Regions from separate parts of the Mus musculus genome. Here region 2 is linked to region 1. The links are chromatin loops, found by intact Hi-C in ENCODE. Cell type or tissue: heart. All regions are shown on one strand. Each heading gives the region's core, and the rest is flanking DNA. Links, peaks and the distances in the headings are about the cores only. Region 1 overlaps Scarletltr (Scarletltr, erythroid developmental long intergenic non-protein coding transcript). Region 2 has its middle 3.9 kb from the start of Smad6.

Region 1 (5,374 bases), core at 276-5,275:
CTGGATACTGAGGTGCTCCCGTTTCCACGGGCGGGTCCGGGACCCCGGGAGGTCCAGGGACTTGACCTGGTCCCCTGGCCGCAGGCAGAGCCCGCCTGGGCAGACCGATCCCTTTTCTCTCCTGCTGCCACACAAGGGGGCTTTTCCCGCCAGCCGGCAGCGGAGGCTCAGGGCAATCTCTCCGGGTGGGATTAGCATTCTGCCTGTTCGGATTCTTTAAATTCCGCACTGAACATCCAGTCGGCTGCCAAACTGCTAGGGAGGCAGGAGGGTTGGGGAGAACAGGGCTGAGAGAGGCCTCCCCTGGCAACCCGAAGCTCAGGCTGAACTCAGGGAGCAACTAGAAGGCATTCCCTTACACAGAGACCCTCTTTTTCCTTACCCACTCACTGCAAAATCAGACCTAACAGCCGAAAGCCAGGTCTCTCCATTGGTTTGACCCTGATTTCCAGCGTCTTCCCTCACTCCCCATCCCTCACAGTTGGCCAGCCTCCGGGCACACTCCGGGCTTCATAACAAGTAAAAACTCACTCTCTCCTATGTACCTTCCCTCCACCCCTCAATATCAAAGGATGGAAAGGATTTTCCTGTATATCTATTAGTACACTGTAGCTGTCTTCAGGCACAACCGAAGAGGGCGTCGGATCCCATTACAGACGGTTGTGAGCCATCATGTGTTTGCTGGGATTTGAACTCAGGACCTCTGGAAGATCAGTCAGTGCTCTTAACCGCTGAGCCATCTCTCCAGTCCAGTTTTTCTTTTTCTTTCTTTTTTTTTTTTTGTTTTTGTTTTTTTTTTTTGTTTGTTTGTTTGTTTGGTTGGTTGTTTGGTTGGTTGGTTGGGTTTTAAGCATCCTCTAGAATAGTGCCCCAAGAAAGTTAGACTCCTTTGTAATGCAGCAACTGCTACCTATATATACTTACTGTGTGTGTGGTGCCTTTTATACAGCCACAATCTGAGACCAGGGAGCTCTCATGACTTGTCACAATCAAATAGGTTTTATTCCTGAGAGAAAGGCATTGGGGTGAATGACATTGGTTCCCCCCTCCCCAGGACTTTGCAGCAAACCCAGAGCAAGGGCTTGGGTGGGGCCTACAAGGCTAGGCCTTCAGGCCAGCCCCACCCTGTGGAAGTCCTAGGGCCACAGGTTCACCCTTGGTTATAGGCAACTGACTCCAGGAAACATAGTCACCTGTGTCTTTCTTTCCTCACCCAGGCGTCTGCCAGGCAACAGAAGCCCCTTTGCCTTTCCAGCGCAGGAGAGCCTCAGGCTCCTGCTCTGCACACCCCTCCCCACTCCAACTCCAGCCCTCACTGGCTCAGTGCAAACTTAAAAGTGAGTGCCCTCTCCTCCCCCTCCCCACAGTCTCTCTGAGCCCTGATCTCTTCCTGCCCCAAGATCTAGAAAAACCTTCTCTAGTACTGCAGAATGTAAACTGAGTGTAAATAGCAGTGAGTTCAGGTTCCCAGCATGCTTTGTCCCTGTCTATGTTATAAGGCTGGGACTGGGGCAAGGTCCCTCTCCGGGGTATAGGCTGTTCATGTGCTGCGTATCTGGAGTTCCATTTTCCTGCACTTTTACTGGTTTTCCCCCTGCCCCCCATCCTGACTCTCGGAGAAGGTTTTCGGAAGCTAACTAACTAACAGGAACAGAAACCTTTTTCTTTCATGAATAAAAGCAGGTGCTGCAACTTCCCCCATGGGACGCTAGGCTTGAACTGGATTATTCTTTGGGGTGGGGGGTTGTTGTTTGGTTTGGGGTGTTTTGTTTCATTCTTGAGACAGGGTTTCCCTGTGTAGCCCTGGCTGTCCTTGTAGACCAAGCTGGCCTTGGATTCACAAGGGTCCCCGCCTGTGCCTCTTTATTGCTGGAATCAAAGGCACAAGTACCACCGTGTCCAAAGGTTGAGTTAACCCTTTGGAAACAGTGCTGCAGGATCTGGGCAGGTGAGCACTGAGGGACTTTCCCACGGGAGACCCTGGGAGTGACAGCCTATGTGGTTCAGTGTCCCCGCTACTCCAGGGGTCAATGGACCTTTTCACCTCACAACAGTACAGCCAGCAAGATCCATCTTCCCTAGTTCCTGTAGCCCTAATGCGGGGAAATGTTCTTTGTGGGGCCTCTGAGCAGAGGACAGGAGGAGCTTTTGACAGTTGTCCTCAGGACCAGTGAGAGTGGAAGAGTCTGGAGGAAATCCCTGGACCTCAAGGTCCTCCCTCTGGGAACTATTAGGATATTGGGGTCTCCTGTGGCTCAAGGACAGTGCTTCTGCCCCCAAGTCAAGATGGAAGCAAAGGGCAGACCTACAGCTCACCTGAAGGTTTAAAGTCTTACCCGGTGTTAGGATGCAAGCTAAGCCCCACACCACGTGCTTCACAAACTAAGACACAAACTCTCAATGAGAGAGAAGAGACTCCGTATCCTACATATGGGGAGGCGGGTCCCAGAGAACAGCAATTGTGTCACAGTCCCAGGCAGAAACCTACTTCAAAGCACAGGCCTTCCATCTGGGCCTGTCCCTCCCACATTTACTTTACCTAGCTGGCACACCAGGCTCAGAGGACAGCCAGCTCAAAGAGACACAGAACCACACAGCTTTCCAGAAAACACAGAGGGTTGTATGGCGCCACCTGGTGTCTATTCCCTGTCATTGCAGTTACATTTCCCAGAGCTTGACCAACCATCCTGCAACAGAGTTTTGTGCTAGATCTTGAGCTGTCCAGAAACATTTAAGGAAGGGCTCTAGCTGCTGGGGCATTTCCCATTCTGGGCAAGGCAGAGAAATGGATCTTTCCTATCAATCTTTACACCCGTGTCCCACCCAAATAACTTCTGGTTTTTGTTTTTGTTTTCACAGGATTTCTTTGTCCTGGCTGACCTGGAACTTGTTCTGAAGACCAGGCTGTCCTGGAACTCACAGAGATCTGCCTGCCTCTGTTCTGTGAGTGCTGGAATTAAAGGAATGTAACACCCACCCAGCCCACCCAGATATTTCTTTGCCTACATCACAGTAGGGACACTGAGGCCTTAGCGTGCTGGGAGGAAGGCAGACCCAAGATGAATAATTGCAGAGCCCCCCCCCCCTTCTCAGTCTACCTGCTCTGTGACCTTGGGCCATAAAACACCTTCTGAGTCTCAACTCCTTTGTCATAAAAGAGGAAACAAGAGGGAATAGTGTGCACACCTTGCTCTGCCTGTGATAAGAAGCGGTGTTGCAGTTTTTATTCCAGCAAACATGTCCTTAGCATCCTGTCTTCATCCCCATCCATGGTGAGGAGTCCTTAACAAAGTCACACAGAGGACATGCGGGAGGGACTCAGAGGGCTGAAACAGTTTGGCCCAGAGTCTAGGTGGCCACTTAAGAGCGGACACTGGCTGTTCCGGAAACTTCATGCTGGGGCTGGAGATGTCTCAGTTGGCAGTGTGCTTGCCTCTTATGTGCAAGGCTCTAGGCTCTACCCACGGAACTACATGCTGGCATAGTGTGCACCCTTGCGCTGGAGACCTGGACGGAAAAGAGCAGAAATTCAAGGTCATCCTGGACTACATAGTGAGTACTAAGCCAGCCTGGGCTACGTGATGCTATCACACACACACATACACACACACATATACACACACATACACACACACACACACACACACACACACACACACACACACTGAAAAAAATAAAATAAAAGCAAGAAAAAAAACATTTAAAAGCCCTGCTTTTTCCAGATTTCCTTCTGTGGACCGAATGAGTGTGTAGGCCACTCACCGGTGGCCCAGATCCCAGATCCTCTGGTGGGAACCACAGCTCCACCCCCTACCCTCCTGGAAAGTCAGAGACCCTGACCCTGCACCCAGCACAGCTCGCTCCTTGTCACCCTGCCCAGGTCCCCAAGGTGGGGTGGTGAGAGGCTGAGGTGGGGTTTATTTATAAGTTCCTGCTGCACATGAATCCCTGAAGGAATGGCTCAGACTGGAGTCAAAAGTCTGGGGCCGCCTGGTTGAGAGGAAGCGCTCTTTAGATTTCCACCTTCCCTTGGCACAGGCCTCCCTGTACCCGGCTGGGCCCTGCCAGCCCCTTCTGTTCTCAAAGGCCAAAGCGCATTTGCCGCCAAGTTCTGTCGGCCTGTCCGCCTTGCTGTGTAAACAGGACCCGGGACTGGCGGCCTGGCCCCACACTGGAAATGAGCCTGCCTTCCGTAGCCTGGCCACTTCCTCTTCACATCCGGAGACTCCTCAGAGTTCGTATGAGGCCTGGGTGCATAGGGGGAGATGAGTCACTGGAGCCTTGGCCTGCTATGGTCTTCTTCAGCCTGAATGATCAGAGGACAAGTGGAAGGGACAGAGGACTCCTAAGGAGCCATCAAAGCCCAGTGTAAATGGCCCCTCTTATGGAAAACCATCTCACTATTCTGAGCTAAATTCAGCCTGCATGTACCAAGCACTTTCTGCATACTAAAGTCTGCACAAGGTGCTCATGAGTCAGGGCTCCAGAGAGATGCAAGATCTCTGATTCTTTACATTACACTGTAAGTTTAAGATAGGAGGGACGTTTGATTTGTGGTCAGATCCTACAATGGGTCTAACCTGGGGTCTGCATGTAGCAGAAGCTATGAAAGCATTCACTGTACTGAACCTTGTTAAGTTGGGGGAAGGCTGGCCACCAAAGCAGCTGGCCCAGCCCCAACTGTGGCCTGGAATCTCAGCCATTCTCTGAGTAACTTCTCTTCTCTCTATGATGGTCTGACCCAAGGTTTCTGATGGTGACAGTCACCATCAGCATCTAGTGCCAGTGATAGAATCGGGGGCCTGCACCAAGAACTGTGTCCCTACTTTACAAGCAAAAATGGACTCGGGGAAGTGGCCCATTTGATTATGATCCACAGCTGGCACACAGCCAGTGGCCCCCAAACCCCCAGCCCCAGACACATCCAGGGGCCTGAGATTTTAAAACACAGTCAAGCTACCTCCTGATTTGCTGGGATCCTAGGCTGAAGAAATGGGGAAGGCTGTCTCCTGGAGAAAAGACTGTGGAAGCCAGGTCCACAGTGTTCACAGTTGGATGCTCTCCCTGTACCGGTCCAGTCTTTCTACTCCTCTACCTATCAATTCCTTGTTGAACACAGGGCAAACTGAGTCTGGAGAGGCTGTGACAGGCTCCAGGTTACCAACTGCAGATGGAGTCATGTCCCTCCTGGGCCCCTACTCTACCTGGAAAGCCCTGATTTGGTTCAAGAATTCCATGGGAAAAACCATCCCGAATCTGGATGTGGTGGGCACAGTAACACAGCATTGCTGAGGCTGAGGCAGGAGGATCATATGTTGGAAGCCAGCCTGGCCTACAGAGCAAGATTACTGCCCCCAAAATAAAATAACTTTAA
Region 2 (5,374 bases), core at 105-5,104, 62 kb before region 1:
GGCGGAGTGGGGAGGATGGGGCGCGGACTTGTGATCCCCTTTAGGATACCTGTGCTCTGGACTGCTGTAGCGAAGGTGGTGTGCAAGTCCAGGAACGGGTCTGGAAGTGCGCTGGGGGAAGGGTCGTGTGTGTAGGAAAGATACAGACTACTTCCCTGAGTCTTACCTGGAGCCAGGTACTCCAGTGCTGCAGGGCCGATTGTCACACCCACCCTTCACTATTTTGGCCAAGGTGAATATGAGTAGCTGTCCTGGCCTTGGTTTCTCAAGATTCTAGGAAATCCTTACTAATAAGTGCATACATCAAAAGTGGGCAAGAAGCGCCCACACAAACTTGTCTTTTAGCTTCCGTTCATCCCTGAAGAAGTTGATGATCCTAAAACGCAAAGAGAGCCTACAGGATTGTGCACACCCATGAGTACAGCACTTGGGAGGTAGAGGAAAGAGAATCAGGAGTTCAGTGCTCTCCTGGGCTACACAGAGACCTGGAAGCCAGCCTGGGCCTGCGTAAGACCCTGTCTCCGAAAGTCTCCCAAAATAAAATAATAAATACAAAGAGAAGCCAATTATGTTCTCTCTTACGAAGATTTTGTTGCCTTGCCTCTGGGTTACAATAAGAGCAGATGCTTTGAGCTCTTTACCATGGTAGCAGAAGTTTCAAGCCTAAACAGCTAATGGGTTTTATTTTCTCTGTGTACAGATGAGAAACTGAGGCACAGAAACTTGCTCATTTAATTTGAAACCTATTGAGAGCACTAAGACACCAAAACCAGAGAGCTCCAAGTTCTCACCCCCACTCCCCAACAGCAGGGAGAGGCATGTAACTATGTGATGTCACAACATCGCTTTTAGGTGTGTGGTTTCCCAAATAAGGTGCATGGTACTGCCTCTATTAGACCTGCTGGATGGACATTTCATACGGAGGCCACAACTCCCCACTACAAGACTCTGGAGATGAGGGTAGCTGGCAACCACCATTATATAGAGTGCCAAGGCCTTGGACACAATAGCCTGCACAAGTTTGTCATCCCTGATCGGGTGGGACTTGAACCCAGCTAGAAAGAAGTATGAGTGTCAAAGACACCAAGACTCCTGAAAGAGTTCCCTGCCTGTAGACAATCTGCAAGGCCTCCCTCACAGTAGGGGAGGATCCTTACAGAAGTCTCCCCACATCCCTACTCCTGGTGAGGAGTATGAGTTGAGACTTTCTGTCCCTCCTGCTCCTTACTCTGAGCACAAGCATCTCTCCCTGAGGTATACCAGGCTAGGAGAGACTAAAACAGGACCTTAAGAAGCCTGCTACCTTAAGCTAGGCGCTGGAGAGATGGGATATCACTAAAGTGTTCACCATGACAACCTGAATTGGATGCCCAGTGGTCCCTGGGGGGGGGGGGGAGGCCCAGCAGTGCTGGCTGGCAAACCCAGAATTGAGATATGGGAGGTTGTGGGGGAGGGGCAAACAGAGGCAGATTCCTGGAGCTCTCTCATTCCTAAATAAATAAGGAAGGTGGAGAGTAGTCAAGCAGACAATGTCAACCTCTGGCCTCAGGCATATATATACATTCACAACACATATACCACAAACACACATGAAACGAACAATTAAATAAAGGAATAAATAAGAGGGCTGCTAACTTAAGCAAAATTTAGCCTCTTGGCCCATGTTCACTAGGAGATAGATATAGGGTGGGGTAATGTAGCCTAGAAAGGATGCCCCCTGCACTACAACCAGAGTCTGGTAAGCCTGAGTCTAGGACTGATGCTACTATGGTACTTCTCCAACTGGGTAAGTGTGGGTTATCCTCTGTAAAATGGGAATAGCAATCATCATGCCAGCTAGGGACAGCTGCCAAAGCTGAGGGCTGCTCCTCCTCAGGCCCATCCAGCTCAGGACTTGACACACCTTATAACCACTAGAGGGTGTGTGCAGTGGTGGCCAGCTGCACAGACCTGCAGAGTGGCAGCTCTGACCTCCACCCTACTAAACTGCCAGGCTGGGAGTCCCTGGGATATAAGGAAGAGAGGGCAAAGGAGGAAGGCTGGACTCCCATCGTCAAGGTTCTGCAACTATCGTCAAGGTTCTGCAGTTGCAGGAAGTCACCCAGGAAGAAGTAGCTGACCCCTTAGCTTCACACCTGTCCCCTCCTTCCTCTCTCTCCTCAGAGCACTCCATGATTCCTCATTTCAGTATTGCCCCACTTACAACAGCACAGTTCCATGTTCTTTCCCCTGAAATAAAGGCCCATAAGGGCAGAGATCCCAAGTAGCCAGGCTAGGCCACCCACATCAGTGTGAATCAGAATAAGACCACTGGACACGCTCCTGTCTGAGACAGTTCTTGCCTCACTTCTCCTGGCACCAGAACAACCTGCAGGGTGGCTGAGTTAAAATTCCCACTTCACCGAGCCCCCATGCTCCCCAGCTAGACTTTCCTAGGCACCATCTTCTCCAACTCTCCCAGCAACACAAGGAAGGTCTTGTTCCTAGACTCTTCTTCAAAGCTGGGGAAACAGACGGTAGGCTATTTTGTTTCTGCTCGTATGGCCAGTAGGTGGCAGAGTTGAGACCAGGTGAGTGAGTGTGTGGCTCCTTAGCACCTGGTTCTACAGAGAAAAAAAAAAAGTTGTCTTTTGCCCCTAGGAAGTTTCCACATTAACTAGTAAGGACTATGACATGAAACAGCAGAAGTCACTGAAGCTAGAGTTTGCTTCTGAGTGATGGGAAGGGATCTGGATCTAGGGAGCATGGTTTACAAACAAAGAAGTTATACAGAACGCATAGCCACCTCTCACCATGACTAAATGGATTAACAAGAAGATTCATCATAACCCACTGTACAGAAACTGATTCAAATGCCCAGGCCCTGCTTATTAGCTCTAGGAGAAGAATTTATTATATGCTCAAATGTTATATTACAACCCTAGGACCCACTGGCTAAGGGATGTTGTCTACTCCTTTGGAAAGCAAATCTACTTGGTCAACATAAACCCAAGTGGAAAAGTTGGGACACACTTGAAAGTGATAAACAGCCCTTCTGGAATTCTGATACATGCTACAGACTCTTCCTTGTGGGGTCAGGGGATGCCCGTATACTCTAATGGAGCTCTGTGTTTATTGGTGTTTATTGAGCTCCTGCTGAGTGCCCACCTCCTCCTCCCAGAGCTGGGGAACCTGCAATAAGCCAAGTCCAGTAATTCCAGAGTTCATGGAATCTAGTGAGAAAGAGACAGACCACAACCAAAGGAGCAGGGTGCTCTGCACACTGAAAACGCCACGGCCAAAGTGAAAAAAAGAAGAGGAAAGAGGAGTGTCAGGGGGCAGGGAGGCATATATCAGGGAAGACTTCCCTGGGAAGGTGACATTGGAGTGAGGGAATGACATTTTCTTCGGGACATAATTGGGTTGAGGTCTTGGTGGTGACATTGACGTCATAGTGGTAGTTGGGGCAGGGGGTTTTCCCTCACAGTCTGCTTGCAAACAGCTGCAGGGATGGATAGCAGTGAGCACAAGAGCCCCGAAGCAGATTCATGCCTGGAACGCATGTGTTTAGAACATTCCAAGGCTTCACAGAGGTAAAGAAGTCAGAGAAATACTCGGGGCAGATGTGGGCCCATGCAAGCCATTGGTGGGTCTTTGGCTTGTGTTCCAGGTCAGTTGGGAGCCACTGAAGGTCCTGAGCAAGGGAGAGGCAGGACCTGCTTTCTAGGTTATGTGGTTGATATGCAGGACCAAACCCTGGGCTGTGTGCGTGCTAGCTGAGTGTTCTACCGCTGTGCTAGGCCACTTAGCCCAGGCTGGCTTTCTGTTTTACTAGGTTCCACCTAACTGCATGTAAAGAATAGCCTGCTGCCCAGGCGGGAGCAGGAGCCTGGCTGGGAGAGTCAGAGGAGGCCTGGACCAGGGTGGAAGCAGTGAAGAAAGGGAAGCAGAGATTCATCTGAGACACATATATCCGGTCTCTGCTGTCGCGTGCTTAAGAGTGTGCAGTCACTTTTTGAAGATGAAATGCCAGGCCATTTGGCATTTATTTATAGTTTTTGAGATAGGGTCTCATGTAATCCAGGCTGGCCTCTAGCTTGATATATAGTCAACACTGTGTTCTGTTATATAGTGCTGGAGATCAAAGACACTTTGTTTATTTAGTATTTGCCTGCATGTATATCTGTGTATCATGTACGTACTTGGTACCCTAAGGACCAGAAGAGAGTGTCAGGTCCCCTGGAACTGGAGTTCCAAATGGTTTTAACCTGCCATGTGGGTGCTGTGGGCTGAACCCGGGTCCCCTGCTGTAGGGGCAAGCCTCTTAGCCCCTGAACTATGGCTCCAGCACTCAGTTCCGTTTGTAATTAATAACATCTACAAAGGCAGGACATTAGTTATGTTTATCGCTTTTTTAAAAGACATAGGTTGACTTGTGCATCAAGTAAGTCTATTTCTCTGTGTATCATACCAAATGACCCTGGGATCGCCAGTGGCTATGTGACACCGGGTTGATCAGTATCTAATGTCTCCCTCTTTGGTTTTGTTTCATTTGTCTCAATGTCTCTCAGAAAAGATGATTCCTTTGGTTTTTGCCTCGTAATTGGGGGGGGGGGCGGCCGCAGGAGGTGTATTTCCATAGCACTCCTGAACCAGTTGCTAGTATTATTCTAGCCACCCTGGGTCTGAAGACAGCTACAGTGTACTTACATATAATAATAAATAAAATCTAAAAAACAAACAAACAAACAAAAAAACAGAGTCTCGTGAAGTCCAAGCTGGCCTTGAACTTGTTGTATAACTAAGAACTAACTTGACTTCCTGAGCCTCCTGCCTCCACCTTCCAAGTATTTGGATTATAGGAATATACCATGGCGGATTGATAAGGTGCTCAGAATCAAAGCCAGGAGTCTCCACCTAAGCTAGATCCCCAGCACCAGGAAATGTATCTTTACATGATAGAGCTTCTTTAACATATACGTATACTACACAGATATGTGAAATAGATAATATATTTAAACTTGTAACTGCTTGATACTTCCACACATTTCATAATGACATTTAATTGTCCCACTCCCTACCCTCAACTCTCTCCCTTGACTATTACATATATATTTATTTACAACACATTCTACATTGATATTAAAACTAATCCAGGCCTGGAGAGATGGCTCAGCAGTTAAGAGCACTGACTGCTCTTCCAGAGGTCCTGAGTTCAATTTCCAGTACCCACATGGTGGCTCACAACCATCTGTAATGAGATCCAATGCCCTCTTCTGGTGTGTCTGAAGACAGCAACAGTGTACTTACATATATAAAATAAATATATCTTTTTAAAAAAAATCCCTGATTCAGATACACCAGGCAGTGGAATGAAAATGTTAGAAGGCTTGCC

Evidence for each region. Hi-C counts contacts between places; a loop is a spot of excess contacts. Peaks named below come from ENCODE experiments on the same cell type or tissue, not always from the same donor. Only the 100,000 strongest peaks of a DNase experiment are listed, where the experiment ranks them.
Region 2: a loop joins it to region 1, with 5 times the contacts of the local background. A loop is called at or near these places in 29 of 42 quality-filtered maps.

The regions. Positions count from the first base shown.
Region 1 is chr9:64,085,067-64,090,440 of GRCm38, forward strand. Scarletltr (Scarletltr, erythroid developmental long intergenic non-protein coding transcript) reads left to right here. Exons shown (of 3, transcript NR_040743.1): 2 at 1,218-1,337; 3 at 2,860-2,979. Gm39360 (a long non-coding RNA gene) reads right to left here. Exons shown (of 3, transcript XR_870861.2): 3 at 3,363-3,507. Among named protein-coding and RNA genes, the nearest start is that of Scarletltr, 7.0 kb to the left of the region's middle. In heart, for the core only: a CTCF peak has its summit at 2,637 (motif pointing left); DNase peaks (open chromatin) are centred at 2,585 and 4,155; H3K4me3 peaks cover 843 bases; H3K27ac peaks cover 4,529 bases.
Region 2 is chr9:64,023,226-64,028,599 of GRCm38, forward strand. No RefSeq gene overlaps it. Among named protein-coding and RNA genes, the nearest start is that of Smad6, 3.9 kb to the left of the region's middle. In heart, for the core only: CTCF peaks have their summits at 1,907, 2,535 (motif pointing right) and 2,736; a DNase peak (open chromatin) is centred at 1,906; H3K4me3 peaks cover 290 bases; H3K27ac peaks cover 4,244 bases.